Regions from separate parts of the Homo sapiens genome. Here region 2 is linked to region 1. Evidence: read pairs that join two places in POLR2A ChIA-PET (ENCODE). Cell type or tissue: Caco-2. All regions are shown on one strand.

Region 1 (4,000 bases):
TACTCCTGGGCCACACCTTGGCTTTGAATCCCCAGCTGAGAAGCTATTGAAGGTTTTGGAATAGAGGATGCTGCCATCTACCAGTAGCCCAAGTGGGGTCTCAGCTTTAGAGAGGTGGGATCTGAGATGAGGACAGCCTGGAGGAGGCAGGAAGGACCTGGAAGATGGGGAGGATGAGAGATAGGAGCAGGATTGCAGGTCATTGCTTCATGAGACCCAGGACCCATGTCCACAGCTGCCCACCAACACGCCAGGCCCAGGCCAGCACAATGCTGGGCAGCAGGGTCTCCGCGTCCTGCAGGGTCACTGCTGTGGCTGGTAGGCAGAGGCAGAATCCTCATGCTCTAGCGGTCCCAGATCTCAGACACTCAAGTAGGACCTTCCAGAGCCTAGGGAAGGGTTTCTTCCCAGTCCGCAGATGTCAGCGAGACTTTACCGGCACTCAAACAGCAGCCCAAGAGCTGGTTTGATTCGTTCCATTTTACAGATGAGGAAACTGAGGCTTCAGAGTGAACCCAACCAAGAGGCACAGTAAAGTAAAAGGACCAGTAAAGTAAAAGGACCGGTAAAGAGCTAGACTGTGACCACTTTTAGCAGCCATTTGTAGCATCAAGGCCTAGAGATTTGCATTCTCTCCAGGATCTGCCACTGACCAGCCAGGTGACCCTGGACAAGTCACATCCCTTCTCAGGTTCTTGTTTCCTCACCTGCAAAGTGAAGGGTAGACTAGATCATTTCTGCCATCCTTTGAGCTTAAAAATTATCTCCGACTCTCTTCATCTTCTATCCCAATTGCCTCCAAAGTGATCTATGCAAGATGCACATTGGGGTGCAGGAAAAAATATCTAAACAAATAGAACAAAGAATTCAGCTTTAGTCACATTTGCCAGGTGGAGACACACTCGCCAGCTGGGGTGTCAGGCAGCCTCATGTGGTCCAGGAGTCTCCTGTCTCATGTGGTCCAGGAGTCTCCAGAGAGAAGGGGAAACACTCTGAGAAAGGGTAATGAGGACTCCCTTACTCTTTAGTCTGTTTTTGGCAAGTTATCCCAATTAATTAACCTGGTTTATTAATCCAGGTTAATCCAGACTAATTAATCCAGATTGGATTTACAAATTATATTCACCACTCTAAGCTAACTAGCGCTTACAGAATGGACACGTGGTTTTTAAAGATTCGTACTGAAAAATTGTGACTTGTTAGCAGTGCTTACTTACTATGCTAATAATGCTAGTACATGAAGACAAGGGAATGGAAGAGGTTGAGTGCTGGCCTGTAATCCCAGTACTTTGGGAGGCCAAGGCGAGAGGATCACTTGAGGCTAGGAGTTTGATACAAGCCTGGGCAACATAGCAAATCCCCGCCTCAAGGAAAAGTTTAATAATTAGCCGGGCATGGTGGCTCATGCCTGTGGTCCCAGCTACTCAGGAGGCTGAGGCAGGAGGATTGCTTGAGTCCAGGAGTTGGAGGCTACAATGAGCTATGATGGCACCACTGCACTCCAGCCTAGGCGACAGAGCGAGACTCTGTCTCTAAAAAAATGTTTTTAATAAAAATAAATTTAAAAAAGAAAAAAAGTGAGAGAATTAACACTGGGGTTTCTATTGCAGTCACTTCATCAGCTACAAGACCCAGGACAAAAACAGTGACAAGCTAATAAGTCTGACAAGTTTGTCAGCTCAAGTTTGTTTGTTTGTTTATGTTAGGGGACACTTTGAAATAGATATTTACAGTCACTCTGGTTAGTGATGAATCTCACTCTGTGTATACGTTTTGTCTTGCGAGGTTGATGATGATTACTTGTATATAATATAAGATAATGGGGTGTGAGCACAGTTTGTTTTTTTTTTTTCTTGTGGAAGGAGTGAATGATCAAAAAAGTTTGGAGATCACCTGAGGTCAGGAGTTCGAGACCAGCCAGGCCAACATGGTGAAACCCCATCACTATTAAAAATACAAAAAAATTTGCCGGGTGTGGTGGCACATGCCTGTAATCCCAGTTTCTCTGGAGACTGAAGCAGGAGAATCGCTTGAATCTGGGACACAGAGGTTGTGGTGAGCCAAGATTGTGCCACTGCACTCCAGCCTGGGTCTCCAGCAGAGCCAGACTCTGTCTCAAAAAAAAAAAAAAAAAAAAAAACAAAGTTTGGAGCCCATTGCTCTAACCTCCTGGTCTTTTCCTTGCTCCTGCTACCTCTAACACGCCACCACGTTTGTGATCAAGCGTTGCTCCAGTAGGGATTTCCCTATTTTTCTACCCATTCCCAAGGGGAGAGACCCCATGGGAATACCTCCATCCACAGAGCCCAGCACAGGGGCTATCTCCAGCTGGGGACTTGGAAAATGTGGGTGGAGTGAATGTGCTCCAGGTTTCCCCTCACATCGTGGGGGCTGCTGATGCTCTGCCGGCCTTTCTAGCAGAAAAGACCTAAGGTCTGCCATCATTCCCAGCCTAAAGCACTCTCTGGAGAAACACAGTTCACCTTTCAAAGGTGTGAGTCCAGGAGAGCCTAGATAAGGCCAATGACCCTTGAGCTCACAATTATAAGGCCTTTCTTTCCTAACCATCTTTGGAATTTGTCCCTCCACAAACGAGTTTCCACTATTACTTAGAGCAACACAGATAAGGAACAAAAATGTTTGGTACTGTATCCAGGTACAGGAAGACAGGACTCTGTTCTGTGTTTTAGCGTACTCTTTTGGACTGGGAGGCTGGAGACCTGGATCTTGTTCCTGGTTCTGCCCTGTGTGGGTGGCCTTTGGCGTGCTGACTCCATTTCCTCTTTCTGTACCCCACGATCTCTTGGGGTCTGGCTAGTGCTTTTGTTCTGAGATGTGACATCTGGGATCCTTTTGGGGACCTGCTCTGCTGAGGAGTTCTCAGCCCCCATCTGCAGAGTTCGAGTATAACCTGGAAGATGGGGAGAGCTTGGAGCACATGGGCAACCAAAATGGGGAGGACATGGGAAACCAAGTCACACAAGAAACCCCCACCCCCCAGTGGAGCCATCCCATGGTCCTGAGTTAAGAGGTCTTCAATCTCTGGAAGGCTGTCAAGGGGCAGAAACAATGGATGTGGCTGGCGGGGCTCCAGGAACAGGTAGGGCAGTGGGGAAAATTGTAGATTTCTGTTCAGTAGATGCGAGGAAGTCCACTGGTTGAGCACATCTTCCCCCAGCAGGGGTGAGCTCCCCATCACTAGACTGGTACGAGCCAAAACCATCAGACTGTTTACGTGGGGTGCTGGGGAAAGAAGGGCAGAATTCTGGGGTATTGTATTTGGTGCTTACCCCTAGATGTAATATGATTTGGGAGAGAATTAGTGGGTCTGGCTAAAAACTGAAGAATTAGAGCTTTAGATTCTAAATCAACACTCATGGGTTGATAAGGGGCACAAGGCTTTCTCTGCTTTCATTCGGTTCAGAGGGTTTTGGTGCCTCCCAGCACAGGTGACACCCCTCACCCCCCGCCGAATGTTTAGATCTTTTGATATTGCCGCTTTGAGGAAAAATAAAGGACCATGAACACTTTGTGCTTCTAGTTTAATCTGTAAGCCCTGCTCAAAGCCCATATTCATTTTTATTAAATGTTCATTTCAATCCATGAATACAGGTAAATAGCTTAGGACAGTGCCTGGCTCACAGTGAGTACTCAATAAAGGTTACCATTATTTACTTATTTTGAGTTTAGTTATTTAACAAATACTTACTTTGAGTTTACCATGTGCCAGGCTGGGTTCTAAGTGCTTGACAGATATTAACTCATTTATGGTTATCATCCCCATTTTATGGATGAGAAAACCCAAGGCCAAGAGAGGTAGATAACTGGCCCAATGTCTCCCAGCTGGTGTGTGGCAGGGCTGATGTCTGAGCCCGGCAGGCAGGTTCCCTACCATGTCAGTAGCCACTGTGCTGCTGCCTCTCCATGCGATTGTGTTGTGTAATAAATAAACCAGCCCCTCTGCATCCATTCTTCCTCAGAGCCTCCCTACAGCCTCTGG
Region 2 (4,000 bases), 110 kb after region 1:
TCCAGAATAGGCAAATTTATAGAGACAGAAATTTGAGGCTGGACGCAGTGGCTCACACCTACAATCCCAGCACTTTGGGAGGCCAAGGCAAGTGGATCACCTGAGGTTAGAAGTTCAAGATCAGCCTGGTCAACATGGTGAAACCCTGTCTCCACTAAAAATACAAAAATTAGCTGGGCAGGGTGGTGCATGACTGCAATCCCAGCTACTCGGGAGGCTGAGGCAGGAGAATTGCTTGAACCTGAGAGGTGGAGGTTGCAGTGAGCCAAGATCCTACCACTGCACTCCAGCCTGGGCAATAGAGCGAGACTCTGTCTCAAAAAAAAAAAAAAATCGGTAAGTGGTTGCCTAGGCCTGGGAGAATTGGGGCAATTGAGGAGTGCTGCTAATAGGTAGTTTTTCCTTTGGGGGTGATAAAAAATGTTCTAACGGTAATTGTATTAATGGTTGCACAACTCTGTAAATATTACTAAACACCACTGAATTGTACCCTCGATTGGGTGAATTGGATGGTGTGTCAATAAAACTGTTCTTTAAAAAGACACACAACACACCTTCCATTAGGTGAGCCGCTGCCAGAGGAATGATGTCATCACACATCACCTAGCCTCTGGAAAACTCCACTATATACTTGTGAGAATGATGATGGAAAGGACAAATAACATTTGAGTATCATTATGGAAATAGCTTTGCCTTTGTGGACCTCCTGAAAGGGCTCATGAATCCCCCAGGGGTTCCTGAACCACACTTTGGAAACCGCCTTCATATACTTCTCATTACTCTGATTGGTTATTATTGTTTTTAATTGTCACTGCAATGAAATGCACACATAACATTTCTCCTTACTATGGATTCAACACTAGGTATGGTCAAGTTTTAGAAAAACTGTGTCCTGGGGAAGCAACTATGGAGGAGGAGGGATGACAAAACTACTGAGCCTAATTATTTTTAACAACCAGGTTAGGACTTAGTCCTCCAAATGAAAGTGCTTCTCAAAGTGATTACTCTGGGGAAGGCTGTAAGCTGTAATTGGACTTACAGTTTCACATGGCTGGGCAGGTCTCAGAATCATGGTGGGGGGCAAAAGGCACTTCTTACATGGCAGCAGCAAGAGAAAATGAGGAAGAAGCAAAAGCAGAAACCCCTGATAAACCCATCAGATCTCATGAGACTCATTCACTATCATGAGAATAGCACGGGAAAGACCAGCCCCCATGATTCAACTACCTCCCTTTGGGTCCCTCCCACAACACGTGGGAATTCTGGGAGATAAAATTCAAGTTGAGATTTCGGTGGAGACACAGCCAAACCGTTATCATTCTGTCTCCAGGGGGAAAAAAAAAAAAGCAGCTGGATGCAGAGGCTTACGCCTGTAATCCTAACACTTTGGGAGGCCAAGAAGGGTGGATCACCTGAGGTCAGGAGTTCGAGACCAGCCTGGCCAACATGGTGAAACCCCGTCTCTACTAAAAATACAAAAAAAAAAAAAAAAAAAAAAAAAAATTAGCTGGGCATGGTGGTGGACGCCTGTAATCCCATCTACTTGGGAGGCTGAGGCAGGAGAATTGCTTGAACCCAGGAGGCGGAAGTCGCAGTGAGCCGAGATTGCACCATTGATTGCACTCCAGCCTGGGCAACAATAACGAAACTCTGTTTCAAAAAAAAAAAAAAAAAAAAAGCACCAGGAGTGACTAACACTTTAAAAGAATAATATTATTTCACCAGAAGCTAAACATTGTAATTCTCTGTTGAAAAACAATCCTATTTATTTAGAGGACACCACATACAATCTCAGAAACTCTCCTGGGCTGTGAGTACGCCCAGAAGGATTAACACAATAATGTCCCTTTGGTTCTGTTGTTGATACTTACAAGACCTATTCCTTTCTGAATGCAGGCTGCTATGTCACCAGTTTGAACTGAATTTGAGCAAACCCAGGTCTCAGATTTGAAACTGGATGCAGAGTGAGGCCCCTGCCCCAGGTTGCAGGGCAGTAATTAACTGAAGATCAGCAATATATCTAACTAACCTTTTTACGTAGGTTTAAAAAAAAAATCTGTCCCCACTCCCAAGGCAGCTCTTGGGCCCAGAGACTCTCCAGCCAACTTCAGTCTTGAACTGGTACCGAGCGTGGTGCATGCGGAGACTCTCCTGAGCTTTCAGGCATTCACAGTGGGAGTCTACGCTCTGGGAAGCCTGGGCTGCCAGCCAGGCAGCAGCAGCTGAGGGACTGTGGAAAGCATACTGCTCTAGGCATCAGATCTGCTACCTTTAAGACCCATTTCCTAACTGTGTGATACTGAACAAACTTCTGGCCCCTCTGGTCCTCCATTTCTTCATCTGTAAAATGGGGCACTGTAGGGATAAAATATATTACTGTATGTGAAGATGCTTCATAAACAATAATGTGTACTTCAAAAGTAGGGAATTAGGGCGGGTGCGGTGGCTTACACCTGTAATCCCAGAACTTTGGGAGGCCGAGGCAGGCGGATCACTGAAGGTCAGGAGTTCAAGACCAGCCTGGTCAACATGGTGAAACCCCATCTCTACTAAAAATATACAAAAACTAGCCGTGTGTGGTGGCAGGCGCCTGTAATCCCAGCTACTCAGGAGGCTGAGGCACGAGAATAACTTGAACCCGGGAGGTGGAGGTTGCAGTGAGCCAAGATCGTGCCATTGCACTCCAGCTTGAGCAACAGACCAAGACTCCGTCTTTAAAAAAAAAAAATAGGGAATTAGGATTGTTAAGTACACAACTGCATTTGAAGAATGTCATGCGTACGAATGCTGTGAATTAAGGAATGAATTTGGTCTACAGAAGTGTAGCCTGAAACTGCCAAGTTCTCTAGAGGCCTAGGTTCTCCACCTTCCTCCTTTTTTAAACCACCCATTACCTCTGGCCTGAGCTGCATGTGTGCTTCTTTCAACTCAGTCGACACACATGTTTTAGAACTGGAAAAGTGGCACAGAGTCAGAAGTCTGCTTCAAATAACCTGGTTGACCAAAAGAAAAAGTGTTTCAAGACCCATAAAAATGTTCTAAGGTTTTACCTAAAAATCTATTTCTAAGAAGCCATCTTAAGGAAACAACCCCAAACAGAGAAAAGATGTCTATCTCAGCACTACTTATTAGCACAAAAAAACAGGCTGGGTGCAGTGGCTTAAACCTGTAATCCCAGCACTTTGGGAGGCCTAGATGGGAGGATCACTTGAGGCCAGGAGTTCAAGATCAATCTGGGCAACACAGTGAGACCCTGTCTCTATAAATTTTTTTTTTAATTAGCCAAGCGTGTTGGCACATGCCTGTAGTCCCAGCTACTCAGCAGGCTGAGACAGGAGGATCACTTGAGGCCAGGAGTTTGAGACTGCAGTAAGCTATGATTGCATCGTTGCACTCCAGCATGGGTGACAAAACAAGATCCCATCTCAAAAAACAAAAAAAACTAGGCCAGGCACAGTGGCTCACACCTGTAATCCCAGCACTTTGGGAGGCTGAGGCAGATGGATAACCTGAGGTCAAAAGTTCGAGACCAGCCTGGCCAACATGGTGAAACCCCATCTCTACTAAAAATACAAAATTTAGCTGGGCCTGGTGGCAGGTGCCTGTAATCCCAGCTACTCAGGAGGCTGAGCCATGAGAATAACTTGAACCTGGGAGGCAGAGGTTGCAGTGAGCTGAGATCACACCACTCCACTCCAGCCTGGGAGACAGTGAGACTCTGTCTCAAAACAAGCAAACAACAACAAAAAATAAAACTGGGCTGGGCATGGTGGCTCACACCCGTAATCCCCAGACCTTTGGGAGGCTGGGGCGGGCGGATGGGCTGAGGTCAGGAGTTTGAGATCAGCCTGGCTAACATGGTGAAACCCTGTCTCCACTAAAAATACAAAAAAAATCAGCCAGGCCTGGTGGTGCATGCATACTTGGGAGACTGAGACAGGAGAATCGCTTCAACCTGGGAGGCGGGGGTTGCAGCGAGCCGAGATCACGCCACTGTACT

What was found. ChIA-PET counts read pairs that join two places held together with the same protein. Peaks named below come from ENCODE experiments on the same cell type or tissue, not always from the same donor. Only the 100,000 strongest peaks of a DNase experiment are listed, where the experiment ranks them.
Region 2: POLR2A ChIA-PET joins it to region 1 with 6 read pairs; 4 of 35 experiments call an interaction of 5 or more read pairs at or near these places.

Annotation. Positions count from the first base shown.
Region 1 is chr9:98,175,598-98,179,597 of GRCh38, reverse strand. The region is part of intron 1 of CORO2A (coronin 2A); the gene reads left to right. Among named protein-coding and RNA genes, the nearest start is that of CORO2A, 15 kb to the left of the region's middle. In Caco-2, no CTCF peak of the experiment used is centred here; DNase peaks (open chromatin) are centred at 1,358 and 2,487.
Region 2 is chr9:98,062,987-98,066,986 of GRCh38, reverse strand. All of the region lies in intron 2 of NANS (N-acetylneuraminate synthase), which reads right to left. It also overlaps a transcript of TRIM14 not described here. Among named protein-coding and RNA genes, the nearest start is that of NANS, 8.3 kb to the right of the region's middle. In Caco-2, no CTCF peak of the experiment used is centred here; no DNase peak of the experiment used is centred here.